Linked DNA regions of Homo sapiens: region 2 is linked to region 1. A link is an interaction called in ENCODE POLR2A ChIA-PET data of the cell type or tissue named here. Cell type or tissue: Caco-2. All regions are shown on one strand. Each heading gives the region's core, and the rest is flanking DNA. Links, peaks and the distances in the headings are about the cores only. Region 1 has its middle 28 kb from the start of KLHL6. Region 2 overlaps YEATS2 (YEATS domain containing 2).

Region 1 (5,381 bases), core at 162-5,161:
GATGTTGCTTGAAGGTGTGGTTTCCTCCAACTGAGTGAGCCGCCGCCCTACACCACTGTGTTACCTGGGAAGAGAAGGATAGGAGAATGTTCAGGGCCAGGGGACACTAGATGTTAACAGAAATTCATTTCGTTTTCTTTTGAGTTAGAAGATGAAAGATAAGAAAACTTCTCAAGGCTTGGGCAGCCCCTCTCCAAGAAAATCCTGCTAGAATGGCAAGAAGGGCAATACTTTAAGCATTCCACCCTTTGATGGCCATACAGAGTGACAATCCCTTCCATGCAGAGGGCACAGGTGGACACCTCCCTCCTTGCAATCAGAGCATGTACCTACACTGGAGCCCTCAAGACCTCCTAAGGCTGAAAAATGTCTCGTGCACACCCAACTAATAGAAGATCCACGGTGTCTTGGGTGAGGTTCTGTGAGCCATAGAAACAATGAGAAATTTGGGGATATCATTGTGTATTTATTAATTTTTTATTTTTATTTATTTATTTGAGATGGAGTCTCGCTCTGTTGCCCAGGCTGGAGTGCAGTGGCACGATCTCAGCTCACTGCAAGCTCCGCCCCCCCAGGTTCACATCATTCTCCTGCCTCAGCCTCCTGAGTAGCTGGGACTACAGGTGCCCGCCACCATGCCCAGCTAATTTTTTTGTATTTTTCGTAGAGACAGTGTTTCTCCATGTTAGCCAGGATGGTCTCGATCTCCTGACCTCGTGATCTGCCTGCCTCAGCCTCCCAAAGTGCTGGGATTACGGGCGTGAGCCACCGCACCTGGCCCCATTGTGTGTTTATAACCCCCATCCCCTCCTCACAACCAAATTCAAACTGCAAATAGCAATAGACGCCAATGACTATTTGACCAACACGCTATGGTGGAAAACACATGGGCTTTGGGGGTCAGAGACACCTGGGCTCAAATTCCATCTCTGTCACGTATGGCTTAATGATCTTGGGAAATTTGCTTAACCTCTCTGAACCGTAATCTTCGTCTATGACAAAATTACCCTTTGCAAAGTTGTTTGGGTTCAGTGGTTTGATACATGGAAAGGACCCAACAAATAGTGGTATGATCGTTATGGTGGTAGATTTTTGGCTTACAACTCAGCATGCTAAAACACTTTATAGGCATGATAAAATGCAAAGTCTGTCTTACCTTTCTCCTCCTATCTCTATAAACCTTAGAGGATTTGAGCCTTGTAGAGAAACCAAATATTTTAAAACAAAAAGTTTATTTTCAAATGAATTTTGGTAAAGGTTGATATCCAATGTGTCCATTTGAGCTGGGTTTTTTTACTCAGCAGCAAGAATCCTAATACAGCATGTAACACAATTCTTGACCATAGCAGCAACTCTCTAACTGTTTAACTCTCAACTCTCTAACTGATTGCTGTTGTTATGACTGTTGCCCTTGGTCCATGAAGTCTATGAAGATTGTACCCCTAGCTTCACTGGGGCATTCCTGAAACTCACTGTCAGTATGGTTCTAGAGACAGTTTGATAAGTCCAACTGTCCTTAAACAAAATCTTTGCTATTGGTTCTATCCATAGAGTACACCTGTTTCTACTTCCCTCTCTTATTCACGAAGTCACCCATTGATCCATTCATCATGTCACAAGCTAGGAAAAAGAGCTTCCTGTTAGTTAAATTATCTGATAACAAGAGACACAGGGATTCCTCAGTATCTCCAAAACAGACTCCAGTCGAAGCCAATTGGGAGTGAGAGAGAGGATCTGGTGTTGGTGCTCTGTGAAGGAAGACTCGTTATGTCCCTACAGTTAAGAGTTTTCTTACCTTTGAACAGTGCTTAGATAGGCTGTTCCTGTCCTTTGTTGACAGCTAATGGTTTTTTACAGGCCTGAGCTGATTCATGTCCTGCCTGACCCTGACTCTCACATCAGCCTCCTGAACTCATCTGTACTTGGCCTAACTTTAATTATCTGGTAACAGCTGCTGCCTCCTTCTCTGGTGCAGCCCCAGTCTGGGCCTGGCTTCCAGCTGGCTTCCTGAGAGCAGGCCTCCAAGGGGCTGGAACATAGATTCTGCATGTCTTTGCAGAGGGGTATTTTCCCTGATAGCATATCCCCTTGGAGTGGCAGAGAGTTACTTTTCAGCAATCCTTGCCATTCACAGACGAGTTTTCTGCTATTTGAGCTCACTATTGCCAGAGATGGCCAGAGGAGCAGTGTTTATCACATAAGGAACGTGTCCTTGGATGCGGATCACCCTCGTCTGGCAGCAAACCAAAAACACCATTCATTCCGCCTCTTCTCAGAGCCACAGCTGGGACATTACAAACTGCATTAATATGCCAGAAAAATACCCCAGCAAAGGCTTCAGGGCAGGGAGCGACTGGGGTCAGCCCTATGGCATCAGTCAGCTCTCGGTCTCCAAGGCTGAGGCCTCTTCTTTCAGCAGCCTTATGGGTACAGTAATGCTGGGAAGGTGCTTCCATGGTGTTAAGAAGGTGGGACAAGGGACTCAGGAAGGAGTGCCCCTGGGCCTGGGACTGATGGTAGGTGGCCTGATGCCACTCTCAGGACTGGAGATAGTTCTACTTACAGGAGTGGAGCCAGGGTACAAGGATCACAGTCAGGTCAGATGGGGGAGGGCTGTTTGCTTGAAGCAGCCTGAGGCCATGTGGCCAGGGTGGAGAGCCAAAATCACCCCCCAAAACAAGCAGCGTAAACAGAATGAAAGAAAGTGTGAGGAATGGCCAAAGAGGCTGTTTCAAATGAAGGCTGTGGATAGCAAATCTGTGAGGGGGTTTCCTTCCCTGTGGGGCTGGTGTGACTCTGGAGGTGGGTGTGAGGGCTTAAAGTAGCTGCACAGGGTGCGCAGCTGGAAGGCTGAGCCTGGAACCTGGTGGGAGGGGCTTCCCTCAGTTTCCTAGGGTTGGGGAAGTGTAGGATTGATCGAATTCCTGACATAGTCTGCCTCCCTGACTGCAAAACTTTGTCTTCTATGGATCTATAGGATTTTTTTTTTCATTTCCATGATGTGTGATAATGAAATGTGGACTATTCTCACACCAAACGTATCTATGAAACTTGCAAGCCTATAAATAACCTGCCCCACTTTTTAGATCTCCTCAGGTCCAAGATGAAGACTTTGGTGTCTCACCCATGCTGAGTTCTGGGCTGTCACAAGAGGCACACTTGCTAGATTGCAGGCAGACTTTGTCCTCTTTATCAAGATCAGCTATGGCCCTGCAGTCTCCTGATCCACAAATTAGGTGGCAATCATTTTGCTAAATGTCTTCCATCTTTTCTTTATATCTATCCGTGATGCCTTTCTCAATTTTTTTTTGTCATGCCATCTAATCATTTTGTCCTCTACCAGCAGAAAATAAAACCTTAAATGTTTTTTAAATGTGATTTTTTGTGTGTGTGAACAGAGGAAATCATAGAGAGCTGTGATAAACTTGAGAAAGATGACAAACTTTTGAGGAATATCTAACCATTGGCTAAATCTGAACAATGATAATGTGATGGAAATAGCAGTAAAGAGATCTGGGCTCCAGTCCTATCTGAGTCTCCAGTTAACAGCATGACCCCTGAAATCACTCAGCCTCTCTGGGCCTCATCTGCCAAATGAAAGCTTGACTAGATCGGGGCTTCTCAAGTTGTAACATGCACACGAATTACTGGGCTCTGTTAAAATGCAGATTCTGATTCAGTAGGTCTGGGATGTGGCCTGAGACTCTGCATCCCAGATGATGCTGTTATGTTGCTACTGGTCAGACTTGACTAGCACTCTGTAATCACTGCAGAGACTAGCAGTCTCTGCTAAAAACACACAAATTTGCTGGGCGTGATGGTGCGCACCTGTAATCCCAGCTACTCGGGGAGCTGAGGCAGGAGAATCACTTGAACCCGGGAGGCAGAGCTTGCAGTGGGCTAAGATCGCGCCATTGCACTCCAGCCTGGGTGACAAGAGGGAGACTCCATCTCAAAAAACAAAAAAACAACAAAAAAACTGTCTTCAGGTGATTTTAACATGCTGTCCAAGGTTGAATATTACTATGATGAACTCTAGGAGTCTATGAACGTATGTATATGCACAAACATACATATGTATGCATACATATACATATGTGCATATATGTGTATGAATGTGTATATATACATACACACATGGAAAGTGAGTGTTTGATTTTTTCAGAGAATGTAGAAAATTAGAATCTGCTCCCTTTTGGCTTTCGATGTGTGGGGAGGGAGGGCAGAGAAGGATCAGAGGAAAGAGCAAAATGACTGTCCAGCCAAAAATGACATGAGGGTAAACAAAGCCAGCCACTTGCCCTGTTTGTAAGCTGCCCAATGTCCAGGCAGCAGCACTCCTGAGACAGGCTGATACAGAGCTTGTCAACCAAATGGGGCCTGCCAGACCTTGGGCTGTGACCTGGTCTGACCAGGATTTTAAACTAAAACCCTTTCTGCTTATGTATATATATGTATATATATATATATATATATATAATTTTTTTTTTTTTTTATTTTGAGATGGAGTCTCACTCTATTGCCGAGGCTGGAGTGAATGCAGTGGCTCAATCTCAGCTCACTGCAACCCACCTCGGCCTCCCAAAGTGTTGGGATTACAGGCAGGAGCCACCACACCTGGCCCCCTTTCCATTTTTAAACCTAAGTAGCTAGCACTATAAACCAGTAGGGCCAAACCACCTGCCAATTTGTAATTTCAGCAGTTTATTCTAAGCTTGGAAAAGCTGAGTGCACTTACCATAGGCCAGGCACCTGCAATAGAAAGGTTGGGCGGGGGGACAGTTTCCACTGTTTATGGAAGATGACGAAGAAAGTCATTGTGCTTGATTTTCATTGTATCATCATCAGAAAAGCAAAAGCAAAGAGTCAATGGCTCTTTGAAATGGCAGCTGTCTTTCAGGAGGATGAACATTAGAGAAAAACAGCTATGAAGTCAAGGCCTCTGCTCAATGAATAAATAGCCCATTTGTTCCTTGAAGGGTTTGCTTGAAGGCCAGCCTGGGTAACTTGGGGAGGAGGAGCTGAATGGCTCATCTGAAATCCTAAGGCAAATTTGCACTTGGGGGTTGGTGGTGACTGAAAAGATGGGAAAGGAGAAGGAGGGAGAGACACAAGCAGGGCCAGGGTGTCCTGGGTAGGGTATGGGTAGTGAGATATGTCTAGTTCTGGATGTTTTTGCAAAGGGACTTTTTTTTTTTTTTTTTTGAGACGGAGTCTTGCTCTGTCACCCAGGCTGGAGTGCAGTAGCACGATCTCAGATCACTGCAACTTCCACCTCCCCGGTTCAAGCAATTCTCCTGCCTCAGCCTCCTGAGTAGTTGGGATTACAGGCACACACCACTATGCCCAGCTAATTTTTGTATTTTTAGTAGAGACGGGGT
Region 2 (5,381 bases), core at 124-5,123, 120 kb before region 1:
AGAAAACCAAACTTTTTTTTTTTGAGACAGAGTCTCACTTTTGTCGCCCAGGCTGGACTGCAATGGCATGATCTTGGCTCACTGCAACCTCTGCCTCCTGGGTTCAAGCTATTCTCCTGCCTCAACTGTCTGAGTAGCTGGGATTACTGGTGTGTGCCACCACTCTCAGCTCATTTTTTTATTTTTAGAAGAGACGGGATTTCACTATGTTGGCCAGGCTGGTCTCGAATCTCTGACCTTGTGATCCGCCCACCTCGGCCTCCCAAAATGCTGGGATTACAAGTGTGAGCCACCGCGCCTGGCCAAAAAAAATTTTTTTAGAGACAGAGTCTTACTCTGCCATCCAGACTGGAGTACAGTGGCACAAGCATAGCTCACTGCAACCTTGGAATCCTGGGCTCAAGTGATCCTCCTGCCTCAGCCTTCCGAGTAGATGGGACTACAGGTGTGTGCCCATACCTGCTAATCTTTTTATTTTTTAAAGAGACGGGGGTCTCACTATGTTGCCCAGAGTGGTCTTGAACTCCTGGCCTCAAGAGATCCTCTGGCCTTGGCCTTCCAAAGTGCTGAGATTTGTAAGCCACCACCCCTGGCCCCAAACAAAACATTTAATGTTTTATACTTTAAAATAAAACCCAAGAGAAAAATAATTTTGAAAAGAAAATTGTATAATAAAAACCATAAAGATGATGTAATGTACAGTCACTGGAAATTCGAGGTCTTAGCTCTCGAGTCAGGGAAGATGGAGAACCCCAGAAGCCAGTCCTAGAACTCTACCATTGTGTTTTGCAAACACATCATATAAGATGTGGCCAACAACATGGTGAAACCCCATCTCTACTAAAAATACAAAAATTAGCTGGATGTGGTGGCGAGTGCCTGTAGTCCCAGCTACTCGGGAGGCTGAGTCAGGAGAACTGCTTGAACCCAGGAGGCAGAGGTTGCAGTGAGCCGAGATCGTGCCACTGCACTCCAGCCTGGTGACAGAGCAAGACTCCGTATCAAAAAAAAAAAAAAAAAAAAGTGGCCAATTCTTGAGGAGAAAGGAGTAAAATCTGATAAATTAGACACTTGAAAGATTTGCCATATATCATATGAGGTATCATCTCAATAATTCTATGTGCCTCACATCATTTGAATATCAGAACCACTGAACTTGGGGCTCTCACTCAAGACTTCCCATCTGGTTTAAAGTTGGGGAGGGGGACGCCGGGCATGCTGGCTGCTCACGCCTATAATCTCAGCACTTTGGGAGGCCAAGGCGGGTGGATCACGAGGTCAGGAGTTCGAGACCGGCCTCATCAACACGGTGAAACCCCGTCTCTACCAAAAATACAAAAAATTAGCTGGGCATGGTGGCATGCACTGTTATCCCAGCTACTCAGGGCAGGAGAATTGCTTGAACCCGGGAGGCAGAGGTTGCAGTGATCCGAGATTGCGCCACTGCACTCCAGCCTGGGTGACAGAGTGAGACTTCGTCTCAAAAAAAAAAAAAAAAAAAAAAATAGGTGGGGAAGGGGAGTAGTACAATCATTTTCTATCTGCTTCCATACAGACAGGCATTCCTAAGATGCTGATAATGATTTCATAGTTCCTGGCCCTGTCCTTTCTACAGTCTTAAAAGAAAATACATTCTCTTTTGTAAACAAGACAACCAGTGTTCCTTTATTAAATATCTGAATAAGACTCTACAATCCATTTTCCATTAGCCAATGACATTTCAAAAATGTCTCAAAAGTCCAAACCAGAGGAATGGACGAACAAATCGTGGTATACTCAATGAACTCTTGATGCAGGCAACAACAGAAATGAACCTCAAAATCATTATGGCAAGCCAAAGAAGGCAAACACAAGAGTACAAGCTAAATTATCCCACTTAAGTTCTAGAAGAGACAAATTAATCTATAGTGAAAGAAATGAGAATCATAGTTGGAGGTGCTGGTGTTAGGGACTGACTGGGAAGAGGAATGAAGACTTTTTTCTTAGAAATATTTTATTCAGGTTGAGTATTCCTTACCCAAGATGCCTGGGACCAGAACTGTTTCAGATTTCATACTGTTTTGGATTTTGGAATATTTGCATATACATAGTAAGATATCTTTGGGAAGGAACCCAAATCTAAACATGAAATTCATTTACGCTTCATAAATATCTTACACACAGAGCCTGAAGGTAATTTTATACAACATTTTAAATAATTCAAAACATAACACAAAGTTTTGACTATGTTTTAACTGACCAGTCACAAGGTCAGGTGTGAAATTTTCCACTGTGGCATCATGTTGGTGCTTAAGAAGTTTCAGATTTTGGAGCATTTAAGATTCAGATTTTTGGATTACCAATGCTCCACCTAACTTTTTTTTTTTTGAGACAGAGTTTCGCTCTTGTTGTCCAGGCTGGAGTGCAATGGCACAATCTCAGCTCGCGGCAACCTCCGCCTCCCGGGTTCAAGCGATTCTCCTGCCTCAGCCTCCTGGGTAGCTGGGATTACAAGTATGCGCCACCGCGCCGGGCTAATTTTGTATTTTTAGTAGAGACGGGGTTTCTCCATGTTGGTCATGCTGGTCTCGAACTCCCGATCTCAGGTGATCTGCCCGTCTTGGCCTCCCACAGTGCTCCACTAATCTTAATAAGAGTGTAGGTTAGATGGGTATGTATATCCAATTGCAAAAACACCCAACTGTACACGCAAAATCTGTATTTCACTGTCTGTAAACTATACCTCACTTTAGAAAAGGACAATAAGAATATTTTTCTGATCATGTCATCCCCTGCTTGAATCCTTCAAATAGCTTTTCATAACATTTAGAACAAATTTCCATTCCTTAACATGACCTAAGAGATGTGAACTGCGCCCTGTCTCCCTCTCCATCCTTAATCTTTAAGATCCAGACAGGTTGGTTTTCTATCCCTCAAATATACTCCCAATTTTCCTTTGAGCTTTTGGAATCATGGCTCCTTCTATCTGGAATGCTCTTTTCTTAGGTTAGCTTAATCAGATTCCAGCTGAAATCTCCCCCTTATCAGGGGCCTTCCTTGACCGTGCCCCATCCAACACAGCTCTCCCTACCTTCTCCCTCCAAAGTTCCTGGAAGTGCTCAATATTACTATCTGGAAAAATAAATGAAGGATTTTTTTTTTTTTTTTGAAACAGTCTTGCTCTGTCACCCAGGATGGAGTGCAGTGGTGCGATCTTGGCTCACTACAAGCTCCGCCTCCCGGGTCAGGCCATTCTCCTGCCTCAGCCTCCCGAGTAGCTGGGACTACAGGCGCCCGCCACCATGCCTGGCTAATTTTTTTGCATTTTTACTAAAGATGGAGTTCCACCATGTTAGCCAGGATGGTCTCGATCTCCTCAACTCGTGATCTGCCTGCCCCGGCCTCCCAAAGTGCTGGGATTAGAGGCGTGAGCCACTGCGCCCAGCCATAAATGAAGGATTAACTAAAATATCTGCCAAAATATAAATGACCACAGGGAACATAACTACTACCTTACATTAGTTTTCATCATTAATCTATTTGTTGATATTGCTACATCTTTAAAGGCTCTTTAGCTAAATGTTTAAAAGAATGTACAAAGTTATTATACACAGACACATGCAAACAAAAAGACAGTAAGCAAGGCAATATTAATAATAGAATTCAAGGCAAAAAAAATAACATGATAAAGATGATGTTATTAAAGGCACAATCACAAAAATACATCTTAAACTATACATCCAACAATATAGTATCAAAATACATACAACAAACAGAAAAAGGAAAGTTTAAGAAATCACACATCTCTATATAAAATTTAAAAGATTAAGACAATTTATAAAAATACAGATGATAGGCCGGGCGTGGTGGCTCACGCTTGTAATCCCAGCAGTTTGGGAAGTTGAGGCAGGTGACTCGCTTGAGCTCAGGAGTTCAAGACCACCCTGGGCAACACAGTGAAACCCTGTCTCTACAAACAATACAAAAATTAGTTAGGAGTAGTGGCAAGCACCTGTACTCCCAGCTACTTGGGCAGCTGAGGTAGGAGGATTGCTTGAGCCCAGGAGATGGAGCCTGCAGTTAAGCTGAGATCGCGCCGTTGCACCTCCAGCCTGGGTGACAGAGCCAGACCCCGTCTCAAACAAAACAAACACAACAAACAAAAAAGATGATATAGATATATATCTGGTAATTAACAAGCCAGAATTAACAAATACACACAACTCTGAACCCAACAGAAAAAAATCTTTTAAAAATATCTATAAAAGTTCATTAAGGTCGGATGCAGTGGCTCATGCCTGTAATCCCAGCATTTTGGGAGTCCAAGGTGGGTGGATCACTTGAGGACAGGAGTTTGAAACTAGCCTGGCCAATGTGGTAAAACCCCGTCTCTACTAAAAATACAAAAATTAGCTGGGCATAGTTGTGGATACCTGTAATCCCAGCTACTTGGGAGGCTGAGGCAGGAGAACTGCTGAACCCAGGAAGTGGAGGTTGCAGTGAGCCGAAATCACGCCACTGCACTCCAGCCTGGGCAACAGAGTGAGACTCTGTCTCAAAAAAAAAAAAGTTCATAAAATGTAAATCATACAGTAAGATATGAAGAAAGTCTCAAATTACTGCAAAATGTAGAAATATTACAGCCACATTCTGATCTTAATAAAAATTAATATTAGCTCACCATGATATGGAAAATAAGACACTCTTCTAATAACTCATGACTCAAAGAAGAAATTAAAACTAAAGTAACAGACTATTTAAAAACTAACGAGAACACAGTATCTCCAAACCTATGGAAATGTGGTCAAAAGTCACCATCAGAGGAAAATGGCAAACAAGCTTTCACTGCAAATACACATACAAATCCAATCCAGCAGGGTATTAAAAGCATAATGCATCATAACTGGAAAGTTTTATTGCCAGCAACAGAAAAAGAAACAAGCAGAACGAACAAAGGCTAAATCCTAAAACCAAAGTGGGGAGATCTAGAACGAAGGGGATTTGTACTACACAAGTCTACTGTTGAAGCTTTAGGAAGCTTTTTTTTTTTTTTTGAGATGGAGTCTCACTCTGTTGCCCAAGCTGGATTGCAGTGGCGCAATATCGGCTCACTGCAACCTCTGCCTCCCAGGTTGGAGTGATTCTCCTGCCTCAGCCTCCTAAGTAGCTGGGACTGCAGGCACCCACCACCACATCTGGCTATTTTTTATTTTATTTTATTTTATTTTTTTAGTAGAGGGAGGGTTGAACTCCTGACCTCAGGTGATCCGCCTGCCTCAGCCTCCCAAAGTGCTGGGATTACAAGCGTGAGCCACTACGCCTGGCCCCTTTAGGAACATTTTAATGAAACTGACTTTCAGTAATCCAAATACATATGATCCATTTCCTGAATTCTATTTTGA

Evidence for each region. ChIA-PET counts read pairs that join two places held together with the same protein. Peaks named below come from ENCODE experiments on the same cell type or tissue, not always from the same donor. Only the 100,000 strongest peaks of a DNase experiment are listed, where the experiment ranks them.
Region 2: POLR2A ChIA-PET joins it to region 1 with 6 read pairs; 6 of 35 experiments call an interaction of 5 or more read pairs at or near these places.

The regions. Positions count from the first base shown.
Region 1 is chr3:183,581,303-183,586,683 of GRCh38, reverse strand. No RefSeq gene overlaps it. Among named protein-coding and RNA genes, the nearest start is that of KLHL6, 28 kb to the right of the region's middle. In Caco-2, for the core only: no CTCF peak of the experiment used is centred there; a DNase peak (open chromatin) is centred at 3,163.
Region 2 is chr3:183,703,803-183,709,183 of GRCh38, reverse strand. All of the region lies in intron 1 of YEATS2 (YEATS domain containing 2), which reads right to left. Among named protein-coding and RNA genes, the nearest start is that of YEATS2, 8.7 kb to the right of the region's middle. In Caco-2, for the core only: no CTCF peak of the experiment used is centred there; no DNase peak of the experiment used is centred there.